Regions from separate parts of the Homo sapiens genome. Here regions 2 and 3 are each linked to region 1. Evidence: chromatin loops called from intact Hi-C (ENCODE). Cell type or tissue: endothelial cell of umbilical vein. All regions are shown on one strand. Links, peaks and the distances in the headings refer to the core of each region. The heading gives the core; the rest is flanking DNA.

What was found. Peaks named below come from ENCODE experiments on the same cell type or tissue, not always from the same donor. Only the 100,000 strongest peaks of a DNase experiment are listed, where the experiment ranks them.
Region 2: a loop joins it to region 1, with 21 times the contacts of the local background. A loop is called at or near these places in 3 of 110 quality-filtered maps.
Region 3: a loop joins it to region 1, with 17 times the contacts of the local background. A loop is called at or near these places in 10 of 110 quality-filtered maps.

Annotation. Positions count from the first base shown.
Region 1 is chrX:40,541,061-40,547,809 of GRCh38, reverse strand. No RefSeq gene overlaps it. Among named protein-coding and RNA genes, the nearest start is that of ATP6AP2, 37 kb to the left of the region's middle. In endothelial cell of umbilical vein, for the core only: a CTCF peak has its summit at 3,732 (motif pointing left); a DNase peak (open chromatin) is centred at 3,619; H3K27ac peaks cover 1,075 bases.
Region 2 is chrX:40,918,747-40,925,495 of GRCh38, reverse strand. No RefSeq gene overlaps it. Among named protein-coding and RNA genes, the nearest start is that of USP9X, 160 kb to the left of the region's middle. In endothelial cell of umbilical vein, for the core only: CTCF peaks have their summits at 2,715 and 2,920; a DNase peak (open chromatin) is centred at 3,015.
Region 3 is chrX:41,111,276-41,118,024 of GRCh38, reverse strand. The region is part of intron 1 of USP9X (ubiquitin specific peptidase 9 X-linked); the gene reads right to left. Among named protein-coding and RNA genes, the nearest start is that of USP9X, 29 kb to the right of the region's middle. RefSeq lists an enhancer at 923-982 and a silencer at 3,243-3,375. In endothelial cell of umbilical vein, for the core only: a CTCF peak has its summit at 2,724 (motif pointing right); no DNase peak of the experiment used is centred there.

The DNA.
Region 1 (6,749 bases), core at 817-5,816:
TAATATGATCACCTACAAAACCTTAAGGGCCCCTTTATAAAAATGTTCAAAAATCACATGTGGGCAAAAAGCTCCGTATATGTAACTAGAGCCAGCTAATGTTTGTTTTAGAAACTTTCCTATTTCCTGACTTGCAAAAGTTCGCCCTTGCAGACTCAGCAGGGTAATAACACTGGTATCTGCATTAATGTCCTATGTCTATAACTAGAATCTCTTGTATCCACATAGAAGTAATTGTAGTAGTTCTCACAGCAGGGTCATAATTCTTAAATACTTAAAATATTATGTATGTTGTCTCTCCTGATGAATGGAACATTTTTTCATCTCGCTGTTAACAAACTTAGATTCTCTCAAGTGATTGAAAAGCACTTTGCAAGCCTAAAGTTCTATAAAAACTCTAAGTGATAGCAACAATAAAACCTTATTAGCCATTTCGGGCTCTGAATCAAGATTTTCAATTCTTGGCATCTAATTAAACGTTTTACATTCTAAAGGAACACGTAGCATTATACCTCACTCCAAACGCTTCCTTTCCTGATTGGGATTAGAAAATTGGTCAAGACTTTGTAAGAGGCACACAAATGCAACTCTAAATAAACATGTCTTTGGTATTGCTTTCAAACATTACAAGCCTCAGTCCTGGCTAATGTTGCTAGCTGCTGGTAGGCCTTGGGGTTGGGGGAAGTCAGTTCGAAAGCCATTGTTTTGGGATAATCTATGATGTCATTGTTGCTTTAGGGGCATTATCTTGTTAGAGGCTCACACCTATATTATGAGGCAGGTAGAATATTATCCTTACATTATCCATTTTTTTTTTTTTTTGAGATAGGGTCTTGCTCTGTTGCCTAGGCTGGAGTGCAGTAGCACAATCACAACTCTGCAGCCTTGACCTCTTGGGCTCAAGCGATCCTCCCACCTCAGCCTCCCTAGCAGCTGGGACTACAGGCATGCACCACCACACTTGGCTAATTTTTGAATTTTTTGTAGAGACGGGGTTTTGCCAGGTTGCCCAGGCTGGTCTCGAACTCCTGGGCTCAAGTGATCTGCCTGCCTTGGCCTCCCAAAGTGCTGGGATTACAGGGCTGAGTCACTGAGCCTGGCCTATCCTTAATTTATGGAAAAATGAGATACAAGGGCCAGCAAAAACCTACGAGTTGAGGCTTCAAACTCATCGGCCTTAGAAACCGAAGCGCTCTGCTACAAAATCCTAGATTCTCATATGCCTTGTTCTGCAACTCTCTTGATGTATAATCTATGCCAGCTCTGTCCAATACGGTTGCCTAAACTGTATTGTGATTAGTCCAATAGAATGGGCAATGGGGCTAGTCCAATCTGAGATGTACTATGTCAGATACACCAGATGTTAAAGACAGTATGAACAAAAAGAATTTAAAATACCTTATTTTCATGCTGATCACATATTGAAATGATCCTATTTTGGACACATTGGGTTAAGTAAAGTATATTGTTTTGGTCAATTTCACCTGTTTCTTTTTTACTTTTGTGTATATAGCTGTTAGTATTGGAGATTACATATGTGGCTTGAATTCTATGCCTATTGGGCAGGGCTGCTCTATAGGAAGAGAGGTAGAAAAGGTCAATGGTGGGATAAAGCAGTCCAGTGGACAACCTTCCAGGCCTGTCTCCAGGTTGAAGGAACTGAGTGGGGAAATTATTCCTTAGAATTAAGCAGCAAATGGGCTTGAAAACCAAATACAGCCATGCTCTTTGGATTGGAGTCGAGAGCTATAGACCGTGTCCCAGCACCGCCTGCTAGCCTGCCATGGTGAGCAGCCACTTCCAGCATGAATACATCTTTGTGACTGGGTTCTTGGGCCTTTTTGGGTTCCTTGGTGGGTCTAGTTGCCAAGAGCTGGTGGAATCTATAGTGAGCAGCTGAGAGAAAATGACCACAAAGAGAGGTAGCACAAAACACAGTTCTGTGGCTCTCGGACAACCTCCTGACAGTTCAGAAAAGGTACTGAACTTTCTCAGGGTCCCTGTTGCATGCTGGGCTTTCCGGGAAGTAGGACTCTGAAGTGGACTTTAGTGTGCGGGAGGTTTATTAGGGAGAGCCTGTGGGATCCATGACTGAGGAAGGGAAGAGAAGAAAGCAAGAGTGGGCAGAAGGAGAAGTCGAGCTATGATGCAGTCTTTAGGGAAGTCTTAGCCCACTCTATAAGGAGGTTGAAAGATTGAATGACCCTTGGAGCTGTCCCAAGATGGAATAAGAGGGCCGAGCCTTAATTCCCCCTTGTCAATCAGTCATCAGATGTGGGCTATCCTGGGAAAAGATGCGGCCCTGGCCATAGCTAAGGGCCTGATGGGGATGGGGGAAGGGTGTCTGCTGGTGGCATTCTTTGAAGCTAGGGGAAGAAGTCCTTCATTCCAAAAAAAGGGACACAGCTGGCGTCTGAATCTGGGTCCCCTAACTCCTTGTCCAGCACTGATTCTCCCATTCTGCCCAACCAGAGGATCCAAGCTGTTGTTCAGAGCAGGACATTTATACAAGGCCAAACCAGAATAATCAGGATCTGGAGCGAGAAAGGCACTTTGCAGAGGAAACAGACTGAGATTTCTAATTCTGCTCCTCTTTGCAAAAGTGCCCATTGTCTCACGGGACGTGTCAATCCTGGAGCAGTCAAGGATCATGGGAGGCTTACTAAGGATGCAGCCAAGATCTGCTGTGAGTGTGGGCCAGTGAACTTTGCTGTGTCCTCTTACACAGATGGCTCTCTAACCTCAGCCAGCAGTGTCATCAATCTAAGAAGGCAAACACGACTCATCAAAATAAACATGGTCATCTCAACTGCTGGAGAGGCAGGAGCTCCTGTACCTGTACACTCAGGAGAGCAGCGTGGTTGCTCTTGAGCTGTGTCCTTTGCCTCTCATTTTTGGCATGGTTTCCCAGCAAGAGGCCCCCGCTCATATACCAAGTACATGTTCAGGTCAAGGGCCCTCAGTGATGGCAAAACTCTCAAAAGGGGTTAGGAAGGTGATCAGTTGTTGTGGCTGCCCCGTGCTTTCTGGGGGGTGTGTTCTGAGCAAATAGTGTTGGCCTACAGGGCTGTCAAAATCTTGGGAGGCAGGTAGGAGAGAAGGGGGCAATGGTGTCCAAAACCAGCTTGGAAAATGAAGGATTGGATCCAGCAAGGCTGACTCTTCTATTTCTGTCATTGTTTTTCTTAGGCAAGTTGCCCATTTTTGTTATGGTTAACATAGGAGTAATTCAGCCTTCGCAGGGCCCCAGCAAAACCAGATGGAACCATATCTCTCCTGGACAGACGGGGGTCGAAGCTGGTTTTTCAGATAAAACTCTGTACAGAGCCCTGAGGGAGGGGGTATGGAGAAACACACGCGAAATAGAAGCCGAGTAATGAAAGCTCCAAGCAGAGCAGCACGTAATCAGACAATTATTGAACTAAGACTATAGCTTTAAGTCCTGAAACTTCTGGGTCAGAAAATTCTTCTAATAATAGTTAATAAGAACATAATCCTTAACTATAAGAAGCAGGGAAAGTTGTCTAGAAGACGAACTGCAGGTTACAGCTGAGTTAACAAACAAAAACGCAGATTTGTGATGACTTTAACCAAAAAGAATGGAACAATAGTAAACGCACTGAGGCTTGGAAAAGGGGAGAAAGCACTGGCAGGAAACAGGAAAAACCCGCTTTGCTTTGATTAGCTCTTAATGAGTTTTTGACTGAATGTAGAGCACACTCTTTTACCACCATCTTGTGGCCAAATACAGAACTGCAACCTACTTAGAAGGGTCTTTATCTCCCCTTCGTCTTTTTCTTTTCTTTTCTTTTTTTTTTTTAAAGAGACCATGGATACTGCTAACCCCCTCCTCTTTTTCTATTTGCCATTCTTGTGCCTCAGTCCCCAAAGTGGAAGCCGAGTGATTGGATTTGCCCCACCGTTTCACCTCTGTGGATTCCAAGTCCCAGCTCTATTACATGATAGAACCATAGCCTTTTTTACCTCCATCAAGGCCCTTGGCCCTTTCTTCCCCCCACCAAGAGATACACCTCCCAGCATGACCGCCTGTGGAAATGTGTGTGCTGTGTGGTGTGTACCACACATGTCAGGGGTGACACTTGATGAGGACCCAGGCAAAGTGGGGCCAGGAACTTACACAATTTTGAAATTCCACTTTAAGTAACAGTATATAGGATTCCAGGTACACACTTTAGTATGAAAAGAAATCACAAGAAATTCTGAATTTTGAACAGTTGACAAGTACCCTAAACCTCACAAAATTCAGACAATATGACAACATGTTTTTATTAATTAACTGCCTAACACACCTCTATAGCAGTTTTTAATCTTGCCATTTTTGGCTGCATACTGGTTGATCAATCTTCAGTGGGATCAATGATTCCAAAAATGTGTGTGTGTGTGTATATATGTATATATACACACACATTTAATACATTTAATATATATATTATATAGTTCATCTGAAATTAGGGCATATAAGGGCAATTCAAATGCCTTCTTAAATTTCCTCTACATTGTGCAGGGCTACGTAATTATGTAATCGAATTACTCTTATGGGATAAAAATTGACTCGTTGATAAATATGTTTCTTTAGGGCATTTTGCTGTGTCAGTGGCAATTTGGCCTGCCGTTTCATCTGGAACTGCCAGACTTCATCAGGACAAGGGACATCAGGTACTCCAAGATGCAGTCCAATTCACTGGGCTGGATAAAACATGTGACTTCACACACAGACCTGCTTTCTGTTTTTTGTACTGATGTAGGTTTGTGCCCTATAAACCAGGAATTCTGATCCATTCTATTTCACATACATTCCATCAGAAAAGAAAAATATATGGTACGTTCATAATTGTATACATTGCATCACCGAATATATTTCAGACAGGGGAGTATTTCCGTTTTGTCTAGGCTTGGATGGCAACTGAATCCTCTGCTTACAAGTTTTCATGCCTGAATTTTCCACAGAGTAGTTTCTGACTCCATACTTTTCAAACCTTGTTTCTCTTCCACTATACTTCTGGTTCTGGACACCATAAGATGGATTTACACTGAGATCTAACCTCTGGGCCTGAACCAACTGGAAAGTCGATCCAGTGGGTGGTGAGAGTTTCCCAGAAGCCATGCTGACACTGGGATAGCTAGTAATGTCTTAAAAGTACACATAAAAGGCCAGGCACGGTGGCTCACACTTGTAATCCCAGCACTTTGGGAGGCTGAGGCAGGCGGATCACCTGAGGCCGGGAGTTCGACACCAGCCTGGCCAACACGTTGGAACCCTGTCGCTACTAACAATATAAAAATTAGCCCGGTGTGGTGGCACAAGCCTGTAATCCCAGCTACTCGGGAAGCTGAAGCAGGAGAATTGCTTGAACATGGGAGGCGGAGGTTGCAGTGAGCCCAGATGGCGCCATTGCACTCTACTGTGGGTGCCAGAGCGAGAATCTGCCTCAAAACAACAACAACAACAACAACAAAACAGTACACACAAAATATTCCACTAAACCTAACTTAAATATATCCTCAACTCAACTTCCCCTTAGCTGGATATGTATTAAAAAAATCCCCCAGTCACTCCAATGCAACCTGATCTGAGGGTGAGTATGGCCACCAGGAAGTAGGAGTAAAAGGCAACAGTGGTCACAGACAGATAGACATCTAGATAGACAGATAGATGATAGATGAATGGGTAGATAAATAGATAGGTAGCTAGATAGATAAGCTACCTTCTTCCTTCAAGAATCTTGCAGACATGGCTGGGCATGGTGGCTTGCACCTGTAATCTCAGCACTTTGGGAAGCTGAGGGAGGAGGATCAGTTGAGCCCAGGAGTTCAAGACCAGCCTGGGCGACATAGGGAGACCCTGCCTCTATTACAAAATTAAAAAAAAAAAAATTAGCCAGGTGTGGCGATGTGTTCCTATGGTTCCAGCTACTCAGGAGGCTGAGTCAGGAGGATTGCTTGAGCCTGGGAGGTCGAGGCTACAGTGAACCGTGATCACACCACTGCACTCCAGCCTGAACAGCAGAGTGAGACCCTGTCTCAAAGAAAAAAAAAGAAAAGAAAAAAGAAAGGAAAAAGAAAGAAGTTTGCAGACCAGTTGAGCATTTAAAGATGGCATGTAAATACCTATGGTACAAGACAGAAAGTGAGGAGAGCCTTAGAAAGGATAAAGATAAACAAAAGCAGAAACAATAATGAAAAACTACCAATCATTGAATGCTTACTGTTGTGGTCTGAATGTGTCCCCCAGAATTCATTTGTTAGAAGTTTAATCCCTATGCAAGAGTGTTGGGAGGTGGGGCCTTTGGTGAAATATTTAGGTCATGAGGGTTCTGCCTTCGTGAGTGAATTAATGCCACTATAAAAAGGGTTAGTGGGAGTGGGTTCACTCTCTTCTGCTCTTCTGCCACATGAGGACACAGAGTTCCACAGAGTTCATTCTTTTTTGTCTTTCCACTTTCTGCCATGTGAAGACACAGTATTCCTCCTCTCTGGAAGACACAGCAACATGGCACCATCTTGGACCAGAGACCAAACCTGCCAGCACCTTGATCTCGGATGTCCCAGCCTCCAGAACTGCAAGAAATCAATGTCTGTTCCTCATAAATTACCCAGTCTGTGACATTCTTTTATAGCAGCACAAAGGGGACTAAGACACTTACTGTGTGCCATATCATTTTCTAAGCATTTTACACCTATAGTTTCTTTTAAACCTCAGAGCAACTCTACCGAGTAGGTACTATTAT
Region 2 (6,749 bases), core at 961-5,960, 380 kb before region 1:
CAAACATTAATCAAAAGAAAGCAAGAATGACTATATTAATATCAGATAAAGTAGACTGCAGAGAAAAGAAAATTGCCAGGGACGTAGACTGACATTACAAGTGATAATAGTCTCAATACGCCAAGAAGACATAGATTCTTATGTGTATATGCACCAAATAACAGAGCAGCTAAATATTCGAATCAAAAACTGACAGAACTGAAAGGAAAAATAAACAAATCCACAATTATAGCTGGAGACAACTATAATTAAATGTTGAGCTCTTCTCTCAACATTTAATAAACAGCTAGACAGAAAACCAGCAAGGATACAGAATAAAAAACACCAACATCAACCAACAGGATGGAATCAATGTTTATAGAACACTCCATCCAACAAGCAGAATACACATAATTTTCAAGTGCCCATGGAATGTATACCAAGATTGGCCATATCCTGGGCCATAAAACAAACCTTAACAGATGTAAAAGAATTGAAATCATACAGTGTGTTCTCTGACCACAATGTAAACTAACTAGAAATCAATAGTAGAAAGATAACAGGAAAATCTCCAAACACTAGGAAATTAAACAAAATACTTCCAAATAATCCATGTGTCAAAGGGGAAGTCACAGGTGAAATTAAAAAATACACTGAACTGTGTGAAAATGAAAATGCATCCTATAAAAATCTGTGGTACACAGCAGTGCTGAGGGGGAAATTTAAAGCACTAAATGCTTACATTAGAAAAGAAGAAAAGTTTCAAATAAATAATTTAAGCTCCAACTTCAAGAACCTAGAAAAATAAGAGCAAAATAAACCCAAAGCAAGCAGAAGGAAGGAGAGAATAAAGACAAGAGCAGAAATCAATGAAGCTGAAAATCGAAAAGAAAAACAGAGAAAATCAATGAAACAAAGAGTTGGTTCTTTAAAAAGATCAATAAAACCGGTGGTGGTGGTTACACAAATCTACACTTGTGACAAAATGGCACGGAACTATACACAAACATTGTGCCAATGTCAATTTTCTTTCTGGTTTGGATATTTTGCTATAAATATATAAGATGTATCACTAAGGTAAACTAGGTAAAGGGCTCATGGGACCTCTCTGTGCCATCTTTGCAACTTCCTGTAAATCTATAATAATCTCAAAATAAAAAGTTAAAGAAATTTGAAAACATTTGTACAACTACAGCATTATTTATTTTACAATGTTATATAAATCCCTCACAGGAAAACTATAGGGTGCTATGATAACACAACAAGTGGACCCTATTTCTTCATCTGTTGTTGACCTTCCAAGAACCTGGTTACCCTTTTCTGAATGGTATCTAAATTGTCAGTGTCCTTCTTAAATAGTGATGCCCAGAAGGGAACATCCTGCTTCAGACAGAATATTACTTCCCTGGTTCTAGACACAATACTTTTATTAATGTGGCCAGTCTTTGTTTGCTCTTTAAGTAGCCATAGCACACATTCTTGCATCATTTTTAGTCTTGTAGTCAAATAAAACTCTCAGATCCTGGCATATAGATGGAAAAAAATTTCACCATTAGTACTTATATAATTGGTTATCACAAACCTAAATGGAAGATCTTTCATTAACCTTCATGGGATTTCATCTTGTTGAATTCAGTCCAGCTCTGTCCCAGCCATCAAGAAAGTTTTCAAACTTGATTTTGTTGTCTATAATAGGATGTGTTGGTCCGCTTGTGTTGCTATAAAGGAATACCTGAGACAGGGTAACTTGAAAAGAAAAGAGGTTTATTTGGCTCATGGTTCTGCAGGCTATACACGAAGCACAGTGCAAGCATCTGCTTCTGGTGAGGGCCTCAGGAAGCTTACAATCATGGCAGAAGGCAAAGGCCATGTGATCCAGTGTGTCACATGGCAAGAGAGAGAGAGAAAGGGACAAGGTCCCAGGCTCTTTAAACAACCAGATCTCATGTGAACTAATAGAGTGAGAACTCACTCATTATTGTGGGAACAGCACCAAGACATTCATGAGGGATCCACTCCCATGCCCCAAACACCCCCAACCAGGCCCACCTCCAACATTGGAGGTCACATTTCAACATGAGATTTGGAGGGAACAAAACATCCAAACCATACCAAAAGACTATCTTCATATTGTGAGTCAGCTGCAGATATGTCAGAGTCTATCATTCTGTGCCTTCATCTCACTCACTGCTATTGAAAATGTTGAGCAGCACAAGGTTCATGGAGGTGTTCTGCTGTGATCTTTAAGAAAGAATTTACCATTCAACTGCCAGGAGTTAAGTTAGCTAATAGCCTTTAGCTGTTAATGGCTTCAGGCTTAGCCTCAGCTTTTAAAAAAATTGTAGTAAAAAAAAAAACCCACATAGTCCAAGATCTACTCTCTTAACAACTTTTAAGTGTGCAATACAGTATTGTTAACTATAAGCACAATGATATACAGTAGATCTCTAGGAATTTTTAATCTTGCATGAGTGAAACTTTATACTTACTGAATGGCAACTCTCCCACTTCCCACTACCCCCAGTCCTTGGCAGCTACCATTCTACTCTCTATTTCAATGAGTCTGACTTCTTTAGATACTTCATATAGGTGGAATCATGCAGTATTTGTCCTTATTGTGAATGCGTTATTCCATTTAGCATAATGTCCTCCAGGTTCATCCATGTTGTGGCATGTGACAGGATTTCCTTCCTTTTAAGGAATGAATAATATTCCATCAAGGGTATATATACTGTACCACATTTTCTTTATCCATTCATGTGTTGATGGACATTCAGGTTATTTCTGCAGAGCTTATAGCTTGTAGTGAACACCAAGAATGAGTTCTCAGACAATTCCAGCTGAGCAGGGCGGGGGATCACTCTTCTGAGAAAGAGTGTCACCCCGGAATCCGTCCGCCAAGTATTTATTGAAAGGGCTTGTTAAACTACGAACATCCACTAGATGGCCTTTTGAGGTTGGGTCATTAGACACCTATGGCCTTGTAAAAGCACTCAAACCGCATTCTCAGGAGGCTGTTTACAGCATTCCTTATCACACATTCCACTCCTCGTCCTGTTTTCAGGGTCAAGGAGTTACATTCCCATGCACAAATAACATACACACAGTGCCTCAGTATTTTTCCATGCCCCAACCTCAAATGCCATGTTAATATTTTGGACAAACCTCTTATCAGATACATGGTTTGAAAATATTTTCTCCCATTCCATAGGTTGCCTTTTCACTCTGTTGATTATTTCCTTTTTTGTGCAGAAGCTTTTTAGCCCTAACTTGTCTTATCAGCCCTGACATAGCCCTACCTTGTCTATTTTTGGTTTTTCTGCCTGTGCTTTTGGTGTCATATCCAAGAAATCATTGCTAAGATCAATGTCATTAAACTTTTAGATTTATGTTAGATTTATGCCTAGATTTTTTGGAGCTACGTAAATTGCATTTAAAAATTTCGTTTCCAAATTGTTATTATACAGAAACTTGATTGCCAAATTATTAGTGTACAGAAATATTGTGTGTTGACCTTATATCCTGCAACCTTGCTGAACTTCCTTATTAATTCTAGAATTTTGTGTGTGTGGATTTCTTTGACTTTTCTTTATAGACGATTATCTTACCTGTGAATAAGGACAGTTTTATTTCTTCCTTTTCAATATGTACACATTTTATTTATTTTTCTTGCCTTATTGCACTGGCTAGGACTTCCAGTATGAAATCTAATAGGAGTAGTGACAGTGTATTTCCTTGCCTTCTTCCCAATCTTAGAAGCAAAGTATTCCATCTTTCATTATTAACAATGATGTTTGCTGTAGATTTTTAAATAGATGCCTTTCATTAGGTTGAGGAAGTTTCTTTCTATTCTTAGTTTGCTGAGAGTTTTTTGTTTTTTCATGAATGGATGTTAACTTTTGACAAATGCTGTTTCTGCATCATTTGATGTGATCATATGGTTCTTCTTCATTAGTTTGTTGATATGATGGATTGCATTGATTTTTGCATATTGAATGAGACTTTCATTCATAGGATAAACCCCACTTGGTTACAGGATATTATTCTCTTTATATATTGCTGGTTTGATTTACTAATGTTTGTATCTATGTTCAAAAGGGATCTTAATATATCATTTTCTTTTCTTGTAATGTCTATATCTGGTGTTGGCATCATGGTAATACTGCCTTCATAAAATAAGTTGGGAAGTATTCTCCTCTACTTTCTGGAAGAGATTTGCAGAATTAGCATTATTTATTCTTTAAATGTTTGGTAGAATTTTGGACTATCTGGATCTGGAGCTTTCTTTTCTAAAAGATATTTAGTTACAAATTTAGTTTCTTTAATAGTTATTGTACTAATAGTAATTTTTAAAAAGCTAACATTCAGTGAAAGCTTGTTATATGACTGGTACAGAACCTAGAACTGAAATTTATATCCTTTAATCCTCTTGGCAACATTTTGGGGTAAGTATTATTATCCCATTACTGAGAACTAAAGTGGTTTCATAACTTGTCTAAGATTACATAGCTAATGAATAGCAGAGCCTGGATTCAAACACAGACCTGTCTTACTCCAGAGAATATATTCTTAATTATCATCTTTGTGTTCTCCTCTCTGTAAACAACCAGATACAGCAAGGAGAATGAGAAACAGGAATGGAGGCTGGGTGCAGTAGCTCATGCCTGTAATTCCAGCACTTTGAGAGGCCGAGGTGGGAGGATCACCTGAAGTCAGGAGTTTGAGACCAGCCTGGCCAACATGGCGAAATACAAAAATTACCATGGCGTGGTGGCACGTGCCTGTCGTCCCAGCTACTTGGGAGGCTGAGGCATGAGAATCACTTGAAGCCGGGAGGCAGAGGTGGCAGTGAGCCAAGAAGCCAAGATCATACCTCTGCACTCCAGCCTGGGCAACAGAGTGAGACCCTGTCTCAAAAAAAAAAAAAAAAAAAAGAAAGAAAGAAACAGGAACAGAAACCACACCTTCAGTGAGAGTAGGAGAGTAAGAGGCAGCTATCACCTGAAATTACAATGAGTATGGAAGAGCTGCTTAGTGCAGTGAGGAAAAATGGGGGTCAGGAAAGAGTCCCTGGCTCTTCTGATGCCAGGCACATGTAGTAGGGTAGAGACCCCTAGGGTATGTGGCACACCATTGTGGACAAAATCACTAACACCTGACTTGCCCCAGCATGATACAGGTACACAGGCTGGCTGCAGAAGTGGTAGCTGAAGTGGGGCCAGGCCAGGAATTGATGATAAGCCATCTTTGCATAAGCAGTCTGTTGCTGTGGTAGGGTGGAAAGGACATTGAGATTGATGACCAGACTGGCACCTGTCTACCATTATTGGTTGGGGAGAAGAAAAGACTAAACCAATAACTCTCACACACTATCTTGTACCTTGAGAGGCTCCAAGGAATTCTGAACTAACAAAATGTTTTGTTGTTCAGAACTCAGCACTGTCCCTTCTGCTTTCCACAGAGCTGGTCTAGCAAAATCAATCATCATTGAAATATTAGTAATAATAAAAAGAAGGCAATATAGGAACTATACAAAAATATCCTCAAGAATAAAGGGGCATGGCCAAGACAGGACAGAAAAGCACACAGCAGAAATAGTTTGCCATGGAAAAAAAATAAAAATCATGACCAAAAATATGCAAAAAAAAGTAATAAAAAGAAAATCTGTGAATCAGTCATGGGCTTAGGCAGAGATACAATACCTCAAGAAAGAAATAAAATAAAGGAGATTAAAAATGAGCTGACAGCACTCAAGAAAGAAATAGAGAAAACAAAAATAAAAGAGAAATGAAGGCCCTAATAGGAGCAGCAAAAAGGAAAACAGATACTGTTCAAAAAACAGCTATGGGCATGGAAGGAAGGCTTGGAAAAAGTGAGCAAAATGAATGAAAATATAATAAATAGTTTTAAAAGTTTAAAAGGATTGTAAAGAAAGTGACATATATAGAGAACAAAGGTTATCCACCATATGCATGATTGGTGTTTCTGAATAATAGAATAGATTAAATGGAACCACAACATCAACAAAAATGTTCAAATATATCATTCAAGAGTGCTTCTAGTAATAAGACTTGAATTCATAGCTTGAAAGAACAAACTTATCCCAGGTAAAATTGCCACAGAACAAGTAAGTTCAGTTCATATACTGATGAAGTTACTGGACTTTGGAGATTAGGAAAGAATCCTATGGGAATCCTTGCAAATAAACCACATCATTTGTGACTGGGAAAAAATTGTCTGGCTTCCAACCTCACCATAATAGCATCCAACATCAGAAGATGGAGGCGCAATGCCTACCAAATCTTCAGGGAAAGAGTATGTGTGCCAAGCCAGACCGTCATCCAAGTATAATGTCACAAACAGATGCCTTTATACTTCCCGAGAGCCTTTCTTCTTGGAAATACAATTGTCTGATAAATTTCTACAAACGGATGTAATAGTAAAAATGATGACAGCGATCAATGGGCCCATTAAAAGCTAAAGTAACTGCAGAAAGAGAATATCATATAAACGTTATATACTCTAATTGTATAAATAAAAATTATCATATATTTCTGGAGATTCTAGAAGGGGGAAAACATGGAGGTGGTGCAAGTATGCCAATGTTCTCATCTTTTGAGAGTTATTTAAAGCCTATAGCTCAATAATAGAGACAGAAGTATTTTTCTTTGAAGGTAAAAATTCACTTTAACATGTTATGTGTCAGGAGTAAAGAGTATTTATTTATTTATGTTTAACATTTTATTTTTAAATAATTTTAGATTTACCGA
Region 3 (6,749 bases), core at 839-5,838, 570 kb before region 1:
TTAGCTGGGCGTGGTGGCGCACACCTGTAATCCCAGCTACTCGGAAGGCTGTGGCAGGAGAATCGCTTGAATCCGGAAGGCAGAGGTTGCAGTGAGCCGAGGTGGTGCCACTGAACTCCAGCCTGGATGACAGAGTGAGACTCCGTCTCAAAAAAGAAGAAAAAAGGGCCGGGCGTGGTGGCTCATGCCTGTAATCTCAGCACTTCTGGAGGCCAAGGTGTGCGGATCACGAGGTCAGGAGATTGAGACCATCCTGGCTAACACGGTGAAACCCCACCTCTAATAAACATACAATAGCGGGCGCCTGTAGTCCCAGCTACTCGGGAGGCTGAGGCAGGAGAATGGCGTGAACCCAGGAGGCAGAGCTTGCAGTGAGCCGAGGTCGCACCACTGCACTCCAGCCTGGGCAACAGAGCAAAACTCCGTCTCAAAAAAAAAAAAAAAAGAAGAAGAAAAAAAAAAGGTTAGAATGGTAAATTTTATGTATATTTTCCCACAGTAAAATTGTATATATAGAGTACTCACTGTTCCCTTACCTTGCAGTTCTTTTAGCATTTGGAGATCATTTGAGCTAAAATACCTCAAAATTATATTCTCATATTTTTATGCACAATATCCTTCCATCTATATGAATTCAGTAACCATCTATACACAAATCAGAAATATCTGGCAAAAGTCATGGTATAAATTATTCTAGACAAAAGTATCATGTGGATAACTAAGGGACTATCCCTTTAAACAAAATAACTAAGATAAATGGGAAAAGCGGCAGTGTGAAACTCCTCTCTCAAAACACCTTTCTCTAAGACCACAGAACTAAATCATCTTCTGCTTATGACAGGACACTCAATCAGCAAAAGCCTCAAGCTGCTTGCTATCCCTATCTCTTATATAGTCTCGCCTTTCTAGCTCTTGGTTTCTGTTTCTTCTACCCGACAAGCTGTCCTCATTTCTATATTTCCGGTATTGCTGAGCAGGTATGTCAGGTCTCAGCATAGCATACTCTGCTGCATCTCTCTACTACCACATAAGAATTTGATCCCTTTCCCTCAGCACACTAAGATGCAAGATAAAGAGCAGGAAATAGGCATGGAGCAATTAAAAATAATTTCTGGATTCAAACATAACTCATTCAAAATCCAACTTCTGTCACTTACAATCTGCCTATCTTAAAAAGAAAGTAACAACCTCTCTCATTCTTTTTCCAGGTATTTAAAATTGAGATGCTATTACCCACACAAAAAAAAGAAAGCCATGAGAATTGCTTTAATAAAAGGAGTCTCACAAATAGCAAGCACAGTAATTCTCAAAAAAATGTAAATTTTCTTTTCCCTTTCTACAATGTACTGTGCAGAGTTCCTAAATATTTCAGGAATGAATCTGAAAATATTGCCTTCAGATATAATTTGGAAAGGTTTGAGTGGGAGAAAAAAACTTATCACAGATACAACTAAGTTATCCAAGAATAACACCACTACTTTTCTTAATAAATCCTATTCAATACTCAAGTGGTGGAAACAGCTGGGAATCACACAGCTTTGCCTGATTTCAAGTAGCAGTCTCACAACTCTAAAAGAGCCTGTTTTTTATGTCACAGAGATTTAGGCATACCTAGCAGGGCTAGAACAAGCTCTCTACCAAGTCAAAGCAGCAGTATCCTACACACAACTGAACAACTTAGTAATTATTCAAATCATTCAATATTTGACACAGTAACAATCACTTTCCATAGGCATGCTCAAATACAATGAATCACAGTGTGAAATTTTACCACATGAAGTTTTACGCTTTATTTCATAAAAACAAAATTATTACACAAACAGAAGCATCTTTAATTTTCTCAATGGGAAATACAACCAAAATGGTGATTTGATTGCCTCTACAACACACAACACATTTTCATATTCAAACTTAGCATCCTAACATCTTCCACAATGGGAAAAGCATCACCTTTACCTAGATAAAGGCTGGACTGCATTAAGTAATCTAGTACTCCATAAACAGCAAACCATTTACTTTAAACTTTGCAGAACTGAATTTCTCCAGCAGCTTTCACACAGGGCCTTAATACCAGAGAAATCCCTTTTAGAACAAAGAATTATCCTTTCTTACCCAGTCATTATCCCAACTCTGCTAAAATTTGCCCTATGTTCCAGAATCTCTCTCCTTTTATACAGCACGTTGAAATCCTCTGATTCTACATATGATCCTAGGATACTTAAGATTTTCTTCTCTCAATTTTTCTTTTCATCCAAAAAAAAGGTGTTTAAATAAAAACTCAAAGCTTAGTCATTCAAAAATTGTGTACTGAGCATCTGCAATGGGTCACATATTGTTCTAATCATAGGAGAATATATGGAAGTACACAGTGCATCAAATATCTCTGCTTTTGTGGAACATTACAGACTGGGGATAGAGACAATAAACAAGCAACAGCAACTCCAACCCCCTACCAGATTATTTCCTTTACTGGACATCAAAGTGAAATGAGTTTCTTAGAAAACAATTTGATAGATCATCCTTAAGCTCAAACATGGAAATTATCTTGACTTGGAAATTAATCTTGACTTGTGAATTTTGCCTATTCCGGTTTTATGCACCAACAATCAAAGGGAATTACTTCTCTTCCTTTCAAATTTCTATGTTTAACCGACATCTATAACCCTTGTTTTTCCATTAAAATATTTGACTCACTAGAGACAAGAGACCTAACTGTACAACACAAGCTATACTTAGCCTTCACCAGTAGAGGGCGCCAGACCTCACTACTTTTTTTTTTTTTCTTTTTCTTTTTTTTTTTTTTGGAGACGGAGTCTTGCTCTGTTGCCCAGGCTAGAGTGCAGTGGCACAATCTCGGCTCACTGCAACCTCTGCCTCCTGGTTTCAAGTGATTCTCCTGCCTTAGCCTCCCAAGCAGCTGGGACTACAGGCAGGTGCCACAATGCCGGGCTAATTTTTGTATTTTTAGTAGAGATGGGTTTTCACTATGTTGGCCAGGCTGGTCTAAAACTCCTGACCTCGTGATCCACCCGCCTCGGCCTCTCAAAGTGTTGGGATTACAGGCATAAGCCACTGCGCCCGGCCCATAAATAACTTTTGATTCCTCAGAAACTTAACTACTAACAGCATACTGATGACAAGAAGCCTTACTGATCATAAAGAGGCGACTAACATATTTTGTTACATGTATTATAATACTGTATTCTTACAATAAAGCAAGCTAGAGAAAAAAAGAAACTCAGAAGGGGTGGTGACTCACACACCTGTAATCCCAGCACTTTGGGAGGCTGAGGCGGGCGGATCACTTGAAGTCAGGAGTTTGAGACCGGCCTGGCCAACATGGTAAAACCCCGTCTCTAATAAAAAATGCAAAAAAAATTAGCCAGGTGTGATGGTGTGCACCTTTAATCCCAGCTACTAGGGAGGCTGAGGCAGAGAATCGCTTGAACTCGGGAGGTGGAGGTTGCAGCGAGCTAAGATCGCACCACTGCACTCTAGCCTGGGTGACAGAGTGAGATAGTCTCAAAAAAAAAAAAAAGAAAAGGGAAAAAAAAGGAAAGAAGAAAATCAGAAAATGTATTTATAGTACTGTACTGTTTTTACCAATAAAGTAAAATTACATCATCTGTTTACAAGATCAATCATCTGAAATGGCGGACAACCACAGCTGCAGACCTCAGACCTCAATCTATGGTACCTATCAAGCAATTCAACTTTTTCTTATAAGAAACTTTGCAGAACATTATAACGTCATGACTTTTCTCTGCTTCTTGGGAGCCTGTTCGCCAGCACCACTAGTGACACTTCATGAGTCCCGTAATGTTATTCAAGGTTTATGGTATTGCACTAAACATGATGAAAAATACATGAGAACATGAGAGATCATTTTTTACTATGATAGACCATTTACTGGAGAGATGAACTGCTCATGCAGAGATCAGCGTCACATATTTTCATCGGATACTTACAACAAACTCATCGCAGTAGCAAAAGGAGATGGCTATGAAATTACAGTAGTAGAGAATGTACTAGTTAATTTTATGCAGTTATGACTTAATCCATCTTTACATTTGTTCACATTTCTCTCAACTGCACGTGGCACCACATGTGGTCTATAAAAACGTTTGTGTGCATTAAGTTTTGATAAATGTTAAATTTATAATAGATTTATGTATATTTTATGGTAGTAAATAGATTATTATCTACATGTATTTTACGCGTTCATGACACACCTTTCTTAATTTTTTCAGTATTTCCAAGCTATGCAGTTTATCCTGTTTTTTTCAAATTGTCACAAATCTCCAAAATATTTTCCAATATATTTATTGAAAAAAATCTGCAGTGAAAGTGGACCACACAGTTTGAACCCATGTTGTTCAAGGGTCAACTATATACTGATTTAAAATTATAATGTGAATGTATAAATCAATTGTTTCATGTTTATTACAATCCAGTAAGCAGCATCTTTTCAGCTAAGCTTTCTTTCAAAATGCCCACCATTTTAGAGTACAAAAATACTTATTTTTGGCCAGGCGCGGTGGCTCATGCCTGTAACCCCAGCACTTTGGGAGGCCGAGGCGGGCAGATCACAAATCGGGAGTTGGAGACCATCCTGGCTAACACGGTGAAACCCTGTCTCTACTAAAAATACAAAAAATTAGTCGGGCATGGTGGCAGGTGCCTGAAGTCCCAGCTACTCGGGAGGCTGAGGCAGGAGAATGGTGTGAACCCAGGAGGCAGAGCTTGCAGAGAGCAAGATCGCACCACTACACTCCAGCCCGGGCGACAGAGCGAGACTCCATCTCAAATAAAAACAACAACAAAAAAACGTATTTTTAAGCCAAGTTTAGATCTTTTTGAATTTTTAAATTGAACATGCTGTTGCTATGACAGATTCAATTATGTTTTTAAAGACAAAATTTTAGTGCATTGTTGTCTAGAAGAAAAAGTAACCTACACAGCAGTTTTTCTACCACAGCATGAGAAAGGACACTAAAATAAGGTTATCACAGGTTTGACACACTTCTATGGACACAGAGAAATTGCCAAAAAACAAAAACTGTATAAAGCAGAGCACAAAATAAAAACAGCAAACATTAATAGCTTATATGCTGGACTTCAAGGATTCTTTTGGTGCCTCAATCGAAAACACATGAAATGTGAGTGAAAATAATTATTAAGGGGATAATCTTGACTCTAATATTTTTAGGTAATCTCATTTGCAAACATTACTATTTTAACTAATTATTTAATTGCTTATAATTACTTGTAGCATACACCTCACAATCAATTATATTTAGACACTATGGTCCATAACCACCCTGTGGGCAAGGCGAAACAGGTCTCAGTATTTATGCTAAAGATTTTTTTTCTTTTGTGGACTTGTTGGTTCCATTCCATTCAAAAGTTCTCTGTGGCTCCTTTCCAGTTCTTAGTTTGTATATTATTCTTGAAAAGTTTTAAGTACTTACTTGTGTATCAAGCACAACAGTAGGTGCTTTATTTGTATAATCTCATTTAATCATAATACCTATCTCATACAGCCATCAGTCCAATTTAACAGACATAAATAGAAGCTAAGAGATTAAGTACACTGAGCTTATACAAGATCACAATAATTTCCGTTAAGACTCTAAAACCCTTGGCTCTTCCAACTATACCATGAAGGTTCTCTACAGAATCTGTTGTTCTCTATAAATTCAAACGGGGAGAAAAGGAAACAACAGGGAAAAGGGATTGAGCTTTCTTTTGAAAGCAGTGACTGTCAGGCCTGCATCCATTCCTACAATTGTTTTGTTCTTTCGGTATTAAAAATCATCACTATGAGTTTTACTGAAATGCAAAATATGTCACAGCACTGCTTAAAAATCTTCAAAGACTGGCTGGGCGCAGTGGCTGACGCCTGTAATCCCAGCACTTTGGGAGGCCAAGGCAGGCAGATCACCTGAGGTCGGGAGTTCGAGACCAGCCTGACCAACGTGGAGAAACCCCATCTCTACTAAAAATACAAAATTAGCCGGGCATGGTGGTGCATGCCTGTAGTCCCAGCTACTAGGGAGGCTGAGGCAGGAGAACTGCTTGAACCCGGGACGTGGAGGTTGCAGTGAGCCAAGATTGTGCCACCGCACTCCAGCCTGGGCAACAAGAGTGAAACTCCGTCTCAAAAAAAAAAAAAAAAAATCTTCAAAGACCAGGATGAAGATCAAAATACTTATCTAATGGTCTACAAGGCCCTCAAACACCCAATTCCAGCCTCATCTTGCAGCTAACCCCAGCCAAAGCTTGTTCAAACTCCAGTTCAATTTGCCTTCTTGTTGTTCCTTCACAAAGTGCTCCTTCATGCCACCTCTGAGAGCCTCTGAACAAAGCAGTCTGCTTAGTTTTACCCATATTAATTCAGCAGCTCCCAACTCTCCTGACTCAGGATTCATCAAGTACTCACATCCTAGACTCTAGGAGCCAGCTACCCTATTTTCTCATAGCACCTGTGTGAGTTTATCTTCTTACTAAAACATAAAAGCTCCTTAAGGGCAGAAGCTATGCAAGCTTTGCTCATCACTGAATCCCAAGGATTCATTGGCAAACAACAGGTGTTTGTTTGTCTTAGCCCCTTCTGTAACAAAAGCTCAGAGTGAGTGGCTCAAGTAACACTTAACAGTTCTGGAGGCTGGGGAGTCTAAGATCAAGGTGCCAAGCATATTTAGCGTCTGGTGAAGGCCTGCGTTCTGGTTTACAGATAGCAATCTTCT